Regions from separate parts of the Homo sapiens genome. Here regions 1 and 2 are each linked to region 3. Evidence: chromatin contacts called from ENCODE Hi-C or POLR2A ChIA-PET data. All regions are on one chromosome and are shown on one strand. The core of a region is the stretch at or near the end of the contact, and the rest is flanking DNA. Distances in the headings are between cores, read along the strand shown. Region 1 has its middle 21 kb from the start of ZNF800. Region 2 holds the start of ZNF800 (zinc finger protein 800). Region 3 overlaps SND1 (staphylococcal nuclease and tudor domain containing 1).

Region 1 (3,775 bases), core at 804-3,303, 440 kb before region 3:
CTTTTATTACATATCCTAATTCTAGTTTACATTTTCATTTCCATTGTACTTCTGCTCTTTCATTTTCTTGTATTTCTTATATAGAAGAGTTTCTTACTTCTCTTAAATTCAAACTTTTTCATTATAAGAGAGAAGCATCTAACTGCTTCATTATATCTTCTAGTCTAGACATGCCCAGGCATTTACACATTGAAAGACTTATTATTTTATAACAAATTGCTTTCCCTCTATGTCTCTTTTGTATTAGGCTTAGGTTATTATGTTGACTTTTGAAAATTATATGTAGAGATAATTTCTGTTACCTATGACTTTCATTTCAGAATTAGAAAGGAGGTATTACAAAACATTAGTTATGAAAATGGGACTCTGGGTTAAAAATCACTGGTAACACTGTATCTTTATCCAAGCCAGTGCTGCAAGCTTCACGGGCTGGCTGTCACACAAGAAAAGGACATTTTCTCTGCACTATGGCAGGCGCGATGATCTCAGGTGAGTAGGCTTGGTTCTTGATATGCTAAAGGAATTTAGGTAATAAACTGTAGCCCAAGCCTAGTTTCATGATTAAAGAAGTCAAGTAACTATTCTCTCATTCCCACTGCAGTGAGCCTCAAGGCTAAGCTTCAGAGGGGGAAGACAATAAAACTCATGATTTAAGGGCAGATTCAAATGTATTATTTTAATGATTGCTAGCTATAAATGTTTTAAGCAGGGTGGGAAGCAACGATAATCTCCAGCTGCTGTGAAGGAATGATGTTAAGAATCTAGCTCCTTTATATCCTAACTTTATATATTGATTATCTTCAAGTAACATAGTTGCTCAGCTGTGGTCTGGGGCTCTGCACATCTCATTAATAAAGGGAGAGACTCGAACGGGAGGAGTCTAGTTGCTGCTGCATGAACTGGAAAATACGGAGGCTTTATGCATCTTGCCTTCTCTCCCTGAATCTTCCCATTGTGTTTGTTTTAATATATGATTCAATAAAGTTGAATTAAATCCAATATCAAGACATCTCCTATAATCATTACCTGGTTTTATAGCAAGAAGAGTCACATTGGTCCCTGTAAATGGTTTAATGAAGATTGTATTATTGATCCAGCCACCAACATGGCTATGACTTTCCAGACTAGAGAGAAATAGGGTCATCAACTGCCTTGAATCATTTTGGGGAGAAAATGTGTATAAACTGTAGATATGGAATAACTAAGTCCAAATGACCAGCAAGAAAAATTTCTGAGAAGGATCATAGAATCTTTTCATGGGAAATATTCAATATATTTATGTCTATTGGAAATAGAGAGGACAGGAGTACTGGATTTCTTTGTCCATTTCAGACAGAGGGTTCTGTGATTCTTTAAGAACTGTAACTAAAATAGAAAGATTTAGGGTTCTTTGAGTCATCTACTGGCGGATTATATTATTGAAATTGCTGGTTTATTCTGTATACCTTAGTGACACATGGTTCCTGTTTCTTTTCTCTTGTTTGAATCAGTCACTTCCTAATAAAATGGAGAATCTTTATGAAACAAGACTTCTTATCTTACAGATTCAGCAATACTTCTGCCTACTATATTACTTTTCTGGGGCTGCAATACAACACACCAAACAGATTGAGTGGCTTAAACAACAGAAATGTATTGTCTCATAGTTTTGGACACTAGGAGTAAAAAACCAAGGCCTCAGCATGGCCATACTCCCTCTGAAGGCACTAAGGAAGGATCTGTTCCAGACCTCTCTCCTAGCTTCTGGTAGTTCCTTTGCTGTGGGAGCAGAACTCCAATCTTCCCATGGTATTTCCCCTGTGTGTATGTATCTCTGTGTCCAAATTTCCCAGTTTTTTAAGGACACCAGTCATATTAAATTCGGGACACACCCTACTCCAGTATAACCTCATCTTAAGCAATTACTCTGTGATGACCCTATCTCCAGATAATGTTACATTCTCAGTTACTGTGGGTTCACAACGCAACATATAAATTTCTTGGGGGCGGAAACATGATCCAACTCAAAACACCTTTTTGCTAAAAACAGTAATGCCTTGTCTGTGAAAGTATGGCTATACAAAAGGAAGTAAAATAGTGGTTTTGAATAGTGGTATAGCAACCACAACTTCTAGTTTCAATTTCTAGTCCTCCTGCTTATTTTTCTTCTTGATACTGAAGTAGAAAAACACCAGAAGTCTGGCACAATTATGTGTCTATAAGTTACTCTGAGTGGCTTGTTTTTGTGTGAGGGGTAACATAATACCAATAGAGCTACAACTACTTGTCATAGAAGAATATGCAAAATTACCAGGCAAACTTCAAAGATTCTTTTAGATTTGTGCCTATAAACACTGCTGATACACACCTCACCTTCCAGCCGCCATTTTCCTCAAGGTTAAGAATCTTCAAAGCAAAGCTCAGCCCAAGCAAAGTCGTCAGGCAAAGGAGAATTCCCTTTTTGCCTATCCCCTTTCCCTCCACTCTTGTGTTTCCTCTCCTTGCACAGCATGCCTGGGGCACTTCACTGTGTCTCATTTGCCTTTTCCAGCCAGGATCCTCTGAGGTCCTCTAGCTATTCTGCCTCAGCCTTGCAATTTGGCCCAGACTGCCTCTATCACTCAGGATTTGTTATCATGAGTTTACTTGCAGAAATCTGACAGCCCTGGATTTCCTCAGGATCAGACTAAGTTGCCTTCTTTGATCACAATTAGCAAAATCATGAATCGATCCATACTAATGTGGTAGTGGAAGACAGATAAAGGAGTTACCCAGGATCCTTCCATACCTTCTAGGTAAATCTATGTGTCAAAAAGAAAGAACTTCTGGAGACAATGGGGATGGCCCTGTTATATAATTCAGCATAGTGGCTTTAGTTGGGAATCTCAGGCAAGGTCAGCTATATAATGTGCAAGGTCTAGTGCAAAATGAAAATGCAGGGCCCCATGGTCAGCATCCCAACCCCGGGGCAACAGGCAACCCCAAAGGACTGTCACTTTCATGTCAATATATGCTCAGTGCCTGGATCGGGTGTGTTCAAGAGGATTCCACCAAGTCACCTGTGAAATGGATTGTGTCATTTCACAATGTGAAATGGTGTCAAGCTTGTGATGGAGACAGCTGCCACCTTGTCCTGCCCTGAGATACCACAGGGCATGCACCAGATTCTGGCCCTCCTTGCACCTGCACCCGGGACCTGGTTCCTGGCCCAGGCAAAGGGCGGCACTGGTCATAGGTAAGACTAGGAAGGAGATAGCAGGGCAGGCCTAGGGCACCAGGGGCTGGAGAGCAGGCAGCCAGAGAACCTGTCCAGGGGAGGTAGGGAGGCAGCACTTTGGGTAAGTCTAGGCCCCATGTCTCCAGCAAATGCTCCGTTGTCCTATCAGACTTCACTTGCAAAACACAAAATCAAATATAAAATTATTGAAGTTTTAAGACAGCAGCCACAGAGCATTAAACCCCAGGTGCAGGGACTCCACAGAAAAGGGAACAATGTTTTCATACAAGTAGATCTTTGTGGTATTTCTTCAATCATGTGTCATCATAAGAGACACCAAAACATCCTGCAAAGAGTATAGGATTTGGAGTGAGAAGATCTGGAGTGAGAAGATCCAGATTTGTGTCCTGAGTTTCAGACTTACTTTATCATTAAAGAAATGATATTATCATTAAACTGTACAAAACCATGCATTTTCCATCTTATGATCGTCTCATATTAGGTGGTATCCTCTAACAGCTAAATGGAATAAGGTTAGTGTCACAGAGACCATGAGCTAGCTACCAAAATCTATTCATC
Region 2 (3,337 bases), core at 244-2,743, 470 kb before region 3:
ATATTAACTGCAGGATGCCTTGAAAAAGAAAGAAAAAAGACTGAGCGACTGATCTTGTGGAAATGATTTAAGGTGACACTTGCAGTACTTTTTTTTAAGGGATCAAGCAGGGGAGACCTCTTGTTTGTACAAGCTTTTAGCTTCATAACTGGCTTATGCTAGGGAATATCATAGCCTGCTTAAGAATGACTACTGGGGCAGGAGGAAAAAAAGCTAGAAAAAAAGAGAAGGCAGAGTGGCTCTGATGGAGGGCAAAGCAACTGCGGACGAAGAGGGGTCTACCTGGTTCACAGCATCCGTGATGATGGTGGTCAGTCTGACAGTATTTGTCCCTTAAAGGCATTTTCAGTGGACTCGACCTACTTTGCTTTCACTGTAAGAAGCTCTTCATTGCGGCGTGGCTGTTGAAAGAAGCACAAACCCGTCACTCGCCCTGAACTTCCTGGGGGGCACTGGCTGCATTTTCCAGATACGTTCCCATCATCAGCTCTCCGCTTTCCCTCCACGGACCCGCACCTCCCTCTCGAAAAGAAAACAGAAAGACGCACAAACCCTCCTGCAGCCCAAACTCCCCACACAGGTTCATCGCCCTACCCGGAAACGCAGCCTCGGGTGCGCAGCGCAGGGCGAAGGCCTGGCCGGCAGCGCGGGCGGCTGCGGCCTCGCCGTCCCGGGCGGGCGCGCGGAAACGGAGCGCAGAGCGCGGCGGGCACCGCCGGGCTCCGGGACTACGGAGGTGCCGCTCCCGCCGGCTGCTGGCCCACGCCGCGCCCTCCCGCTACGCACGTGCGTTGGGGTCTCCCTGGCGGAGACCCCGTCCCCACAACCAAGTGCGCCCAACTTACTCAACTCTTAGGGCGGGCCGGCGGGCGGGCGGAAGGAAGGAAGGCAGGCCGGGCGGCCGCGGGGACAGCCTGGCGTGGGAGGCGGCTGCGGGCCCCACCTGGCGCAGCCTCCGCTGACCACGCGGGGGAACCCGGACTCGGGCCCGACGCGCTCCCAAAGAGTCCCCGCCGGCGCTGACGCGGAAGCGCCACAGCTCACCACGTCCCTCCGCGGGCCGAGACGACTGCGGCGGCGGCTCACGGCGTCCTCCGCGCTGTGTGGCTAGGCGGGAGGCGCGCGGGCGGAGGCAGTTGACAGGAGGAACCGCCCGGCAGCAGCTGCCGCCGCCACCACCGAAGGAGCCGGAACCGGAGCGGGCAGGACCTGAGGCTTCCCTCGCCGGGGCAACGGCTGCCGCCGCAACCCGGGTCCCACCAGCGCCGCTCCACCTGCAACGGTCCCTCAGGCTTTAGGAGAGGGGCGGAGAAAAATGGGGGTCTCCCCCAACCTTGGGCCTTTTCGGTGGTAGTTGTTGTTTCAGGAAACTTTATTAAGTCAGCCTCTCTTTTACTCTGTCGCCCCCTCCTCCGGAGAGCCCGAGCTACCGCCGCGGAGCGCGTAGGAAGGGGGAAGCAGAGACTCTCCGGCAGCGACAGGGAGCGACTGACTGACCCCGGACGGAGATGGGGCGAGGGCAGGAAGTGACAAGCTCACCGAGTGGGTGGGGGGAGTGTGGCCGGCACGCCCGGGAGCGCCGCGCGCATGCGCCCGGCCGGCGCCCCCGCCTGTGGGTAGGCGACGCGCTGTGCCCGCCGCGGCCGGTGGGGAGGGGACCGGGGCCGCCGGCGCGAGGGCCGTGTCCGAGGGGAGGGAACCGGGGCGGGGGACACCAGGGCCGCGGCCGGAGTCTCGGGCCGACCGAGAGCCGAAGCCCAAAGTGAGGTGTGAGGCCCGCGATGCGGCGTGCGCGCCCACGGAGACGGGCTGCTCGGCCACCAAACTGTTGCTCTCGCTGTTCTCTGTTCAGTGGAACTGAAACTCGGGGAGGGTTGGGAGAGGACTTAGGAAGCGGTGGGCAGATGTATGAGCCATAAGTAGTGATGATCCCCAAAAGGCTGTCAGTGCATTGCTAAATGGCAAAAGTTGAACATTTTTTTCCTGCCAACAATTTTCGAAGCATGCCTCCCGGAACTTGGGGATTCTTTTATCAGGCCCAAGGGAGGGAAAGCATCTATTGGTAGCAGATGGGTATTTATCCTGGCAGCTCCGCTTCTCAAACTTGAAAGTGGAGTTGGGTCACGTGGGCTCACGCACTTTCCCTCCTCTTCTGCGCCCCGATCCTGCTTGGAAAATCCTCGAAGATCCCAGTCATCTGTCAAATTCTGCCAACCAAGGGCCGCTTCTTGGGGGCGAGAGAGCCGCCTCCGTTGTTTCCTCCCAGCTCCTGGAACGTAATTCTTGCTCTTGGTGACATCAAGCAAATATGTGTCCACCGCCCGTCAGGAAATTTTAAGAGAATAAAGCCCATTCGCCTTGTCTCCGATCCTCCCCAAGATCCACTGAAAACCTTTCCAGTTGGTCCAACTTAAGCTGCCATTGTGCGGGGTCCTGAAAAAACTGAAGTTCAGTAGATAGACTTTGTTTAGAAGAGAAAAAGTTCAGTTTTCAAAATCCAAAGGAAAGTTTGTAAATTGATACATTTGTTACTTTAAAAATGTTGGGCCAGGCGCAGTGGCTGGTGTTTGTAATCCCAGCACTTCGGGAGGTCAAAGCGGGAGGATCGCTTAAGCCCAGGAGTTAGAGACCAGCCTGGCAACATGGCAAAACGCCCTCTCAACCAAATAAAAAAAAATTAGCCGGGCAGGATGGCGCGTGCCTGTGGTCCCAGCTACGGGAGAGGCGGGGGCGGGGGGCGGGATGGCTTGGGTCCAGGAGGTGAAGCGTTTGCATTAGGTCTCCGGGGATTGCAGCAGCTTGATTCTAGGGGATGACAAGAAAGGGATAGAAACGTGATCTTTAACTAGTCACATAAGTGGTATGATCATATATATCTGTCCCATAGTTAAGAGGCATCACCCAACGTGAAACTAAAATATGAAATGCCACAGTTTATAAATTAATGTAAAATAAGTTATGATACTTCTGTGATAGTGTTTGTTATGCAGCCAATAAAAATCACATTTTATATAAAATTTAGTTGTATGGAATATGCTTAAGCAACAAAAAAGAAGTATTTTGAAATGTGATATTTTAACAGTGGGCTGTAACAGTGCAATTATGAATGATTTTTATTTTATTCTTTTGTATACTTTGCAAAATTTGTAAATTAAGTATATAAAACTTTAATAAGCAGAAAAATTTTGAAACGCAGTAAGAAGGCTGTAATAATATGAAAATGGTATACACTAATAAAGCTCAATGTCACTCCAAAAAATGCAGTGAAAAAAGACTGAAAGAAACATGCAAATATCTACACTGGAGACCTCTGCGTGGTAAAATGTGAGGTAAAATA
Region 3 (3,277 bases), core at 579-3,078:
CTACCCCCACCTGAAAAGGCTTACTCAAAGCCATAGTCCATGGAGCTTTTAGAATGGCCCTTCCTGCTGTGATGCCTTAGTTAATTTTTCTGCCTTTAGTGAAAATGTGTTTTAAACAGGGAAACAAAAGGAACTTGGAAGGATTTAGCAAATATTGCGATCTTGGAGGTGAGTATGTATGGTAGGATTGGGAGATGTTTAAGAGCATTAGCTTCATAAAGGGAGGTGGACTGCCTTCTATCAGATTTCCATTGTTGGTTTTACATGGAGTCTTCTGACTTTCTAATATATCTGCTTACATATAAACTGGGATTCAGCAGACTGTTGCTTTATCTATTGTGTTTAAAATGTGGTTTATAAGCCATCACGCATTAGGTCAGTAGCAATGGGAACTATATTACAGTTCTCATACCATCCCTCTTCCTTCCCAATGAAAAAGGGATCATTTTGGCATTGACTACAAAATCACCTTTTCTTTTTTTTACACCAAGAAGCAACTAAACAATTCATTTATTCCTGTCACCACTTTTTCAGAAATTTCCCTCTGAAATGTTTATATTGCTTCTTGTGTCACTTAGCACCCTCTGCAGCTGTGGAAAGATCAGATCATTGAGTGAAGGTTAACCACAGAGTCTTTGTAGTGGCTTACTGTCTTTCAAAGCAAGAAACCAAAAATACCCCTTCCTTTCCAAAGAGAAGGAGAGAATTTCAAAGCCCTTAAACTTTTGCTGGACCTATTTATTGCTTGTACTAGAACTATGAATCATTAAGTTAAAAAATATTCTGGTTTCCAATTCTTAGGAAAAATGTCAACACTTTTTTTTTTTTTTTTTTTTTTTTTTTGAGATGGAGTCTCACTCTTCCGCCCAGGCTGGAGTGCAGTGGTCCTATCTCAGCTCACTGCAAGCTCTGCCTCCCAGGTTCACACCATTCTCCTGCCTCAACCTCCCGAGCAGCTGGGACTACAGGCGCCCGCCACCGCCCCCGGCTAATTTTTTTTTTTTTTTTTTTTTTTAAAGCAGAGACGGGGTTTCACCATGTTGGCCAGGATGGTCTCCATCTCCTGACCTCGTGATCCGCCCGCCTCGCCCTCCCAAAGAACACTTTTTTAAAAATGTATTTTTGTTTTCACTTAGTTTTGTAAGTGAGGTTTCTTTTTTTTTCTTCGTAGCACAGTTGGGGGTGTTTACTTGGCAAGCAGAGTCCAGGCAGGGAGGCCACGGGACCCCTGACAGGCACCTCCAAGGAGGATTTTCATAAGAGCAAACACTCAGGGACCAAGGCGAGTCCAAAGGGGCTGTGGAGAGGTTCCCTCGCTTCTGGCCATCAGCACAGCCAAGGCCCCACAACTAAAGGCTTTTATTGGGAAAGGGAAATTGACTGAAAAATGGCCTCCAACTTCCTCACTGCCTGAGACACTTGGACCTCCTCCACAAAGTTCAGGAAAGAAGGGCCCACCAAACTAGGTCCCCAGCAGTCTCAGGTGTAGAGGTCAAAGTCAATGCGTTTGGAGTTGTAGAACTGACCACGAAGGGGGTCCAGCTTCCGGCAGTAAACACCATCAGGAAAGTAGCCTTCGCTCACCCAGGTCTGCATCTGGTCGCTGGTGAAGGGCCCATGCAGCTCGGCATCCCCCGGGTTCTCCCACTTATATTCCCACATCACATCCACCAGACCATCTCCTGGCAACTCTGCTTCTCCTCTCTGGGTAGGGGTTGGGGTCTCCAGTTCCCCCTCTGCCACTTCCTCAGCGAACATGTCTAGGGAGTGTGGGGGTGTGGGATTGTGGGGTCCCTAGGGCCTGGCACCCCAAACCCTTCAGCCGCATGGCCAACTGTTCCCTCGTTTCCTGGTACATGCCAAGGTTTCCCTGGGCCACCATCTGGTCGGCCAATTCGGAGAGCCGGTCCGGGCACTGCGGGGAACTGGGTCACCCAGGCCCCTTGCTGCTCCCTTTGCCTCCTCCTCGGGCCCCCAGATGCCTCAGTGCCCTAGCCACTGTCTCTCTAGGCAATAGGAGCTCCAAAAGTCCCTCCAAGAAGGCTTGGGCACTCACTGGGGTCTGGCCCAAGCTGTCCTCCTCTTCCAAGTCTGAGGCCTGGCGTGGGGTCTCATTTCTAGAGCTTTTACCTGCAGAAGTTCTGTACTTTGTTTATGCAGTGCAGATCTAAAGCAGCTGCCACAATCTGGACCTTAGCAACACTGACATTGGGTTTGGTCCAGTTGCTAATGGACTCTAGGGAACAAAAACACCACTCTCCTGCTCCTGTGATGCCAGCTGGCTAGTATGTAGGCCATAAACCATAATGGACAGGTAGTGGAATTCCTCTTCCTGGACGTCTTTTTCCTTTCTGACCAATATGAAATAAAACTTATTTTGACCTTCTACCCTAAAAAGCAACATGTGCTGAAACAAGTATCTTCTGACAAATTTGTTCTTATCTAGAATGATTAGATTTGGTAGAAGAACGTAGTTATACTTCCAGTTAGCAGTGGCGTGGTATTTCTCTGAGTAGAATGATGGTCGTCTAGAATCTAGACTATTACTTCAGTTTCTTCCTCTGAACAAAACGTTGTTTATGTATACCTGCATTTACATAAACTACAGGGGATGTGAAAATGACTCTCTGGGGCTGCCTCTCTCCATTTTGGACCTTTCTAGACCTCATTGGTTTGGCTGGTTCTGCTTTCACTGTCAGAGCAGATCATTCCAGATGCCATTATGTAATTTTCTGTCTTGGGATATGTGTTTGCATGGGGGGGTGGTTTTGTTTTGTTGTTAAGTGATGTTTAATGTCAAGCCAATAATATGGATATGTAGGCTTGGTTTTGTCATAATGGCCACAAGTTAGCTTATTTATCCTTATTTCCCAGAGACACAGAGAGCCACCCTTCCCCACCCCTACTTAATGTCTACGTTTTGCAGGGGGCTCTTGTCATCACAGCTGCCTAGGAAGTACAGCATGGCCAGTTGGCAGTTCTATTCTGCAGAGACAAAGAGGAGGAATCTTTTCTCTGGTTGCTACCACAACTGATTGGTTGGCTTCCTGTGACCTAAATAGAACCAATAGGAATGAGTTTGCTGTTCCTGAAATAATACCAAAGTTTGCTCTATTCCCTTCCCAGAATTCTCAGGGTCGTGTTCTTTGGGAAGGCCAGGTGATATGACACATTTATGATTCTGGGGCCTTAGGTTGTGTTACATCATTCTTGGCCCTTGATTTCTTGAGGAGAGTAGTATTAGCTGAAGTTTTCTGTCTGGGTAGTTTTTCATAAA

What was found. Hi-C counts contacts between places; a loop is a spot of excess contacts on that map. ChIA-PET counts read pairs that join two places held with the same protein, here RNA polymerase II (POLR2A). Pooled maps may share reads with other maps.
Region 1: a map of naive thymus-derived CD4-positive, alpha-beta T cell shows a loop between it and region 3 (2.7-fold over the local background). The contact joins two enhancer-like sites. A Hi-C loop is called at or near these places in 1 of 168 maps with a recorded cell type or tissue (naive thymus-derived CD4-positive, alpha-beta T cell) and 3 of 50 pooled maps. POLR2A ChIA-PET finds 5 or more read pairs at or near these places in 2 of 52 experiments (activated T-cell and naive thymus-derived CD8-positive, alpha-beta T cell).
Region 2: a map of naive thymus-derived CD4-positive, alpha-beta T cell shows a loop between it and region 3 (4-fold over the local background). The contact joins the promoter of ZNF800 here to the enhancer-like site in region 3. A Hi-C loop is called at or near these places in 1 of 168 maps with a recorded cell type or tissue (naive thymus-derived CD4-positive, alpha-beta T cell) and 8 of 50 pooled maps. POLR2A ChIA-PET finds 5 or more read pairs at or near these places in 1 of 52 experiments (activated T-cell).

The regions. Positions count from the first base shown.
Region 1 is chr7:127,412,063-127,415,837 of GRCh38, forward strand. No RefSeq gene overlaps it. Among named protein-coding and RNA genes, the nearest start is that of ZNF800, 21 kb to the left of the region's middle. Within about 2 kb of position 2,054, at least 4 of the 41 ENCODE cell types and tissues checked have a DNase peak (open chromatin) inside an H3K27ac peak, as active enhancers do.
Region 2 is chr7:127,391,215-127,394,551 of GRCh38, forward strand. ZNF800 (zinc finger protein 800) reads right to left here and starts at 1,494. Exons shown (of 6, transcript NM_176814.5): 1 at 846-1,494; 2 at 283-401. The coding sequence starts at 343. RefSeq lists silencers at 654-1,053, 1,454-1,853 and enhancers at 949-1,449, 1,294-1,423, 2,164-2,293.
Region 3 is chr7:127,856,368-127,859,644 of GRCh38, forward strand. The region is part of intron 12 of SND1 (staphylococcal nuclease and tudor domain containing 1); the gene reads left to right. It also overlaps the pseudogene LOC100196944. Among named protein-coding and RNA genes, the nearest start is that of SND1-IT1, 140 kb to the right of the region's middle. Within about 2 kb of position 1,829, at least 2 of the 41 ENCODE cell types and tissues checked have a DNase peak (open chromatin) inside an H3K27ac peak, as active enhancers do.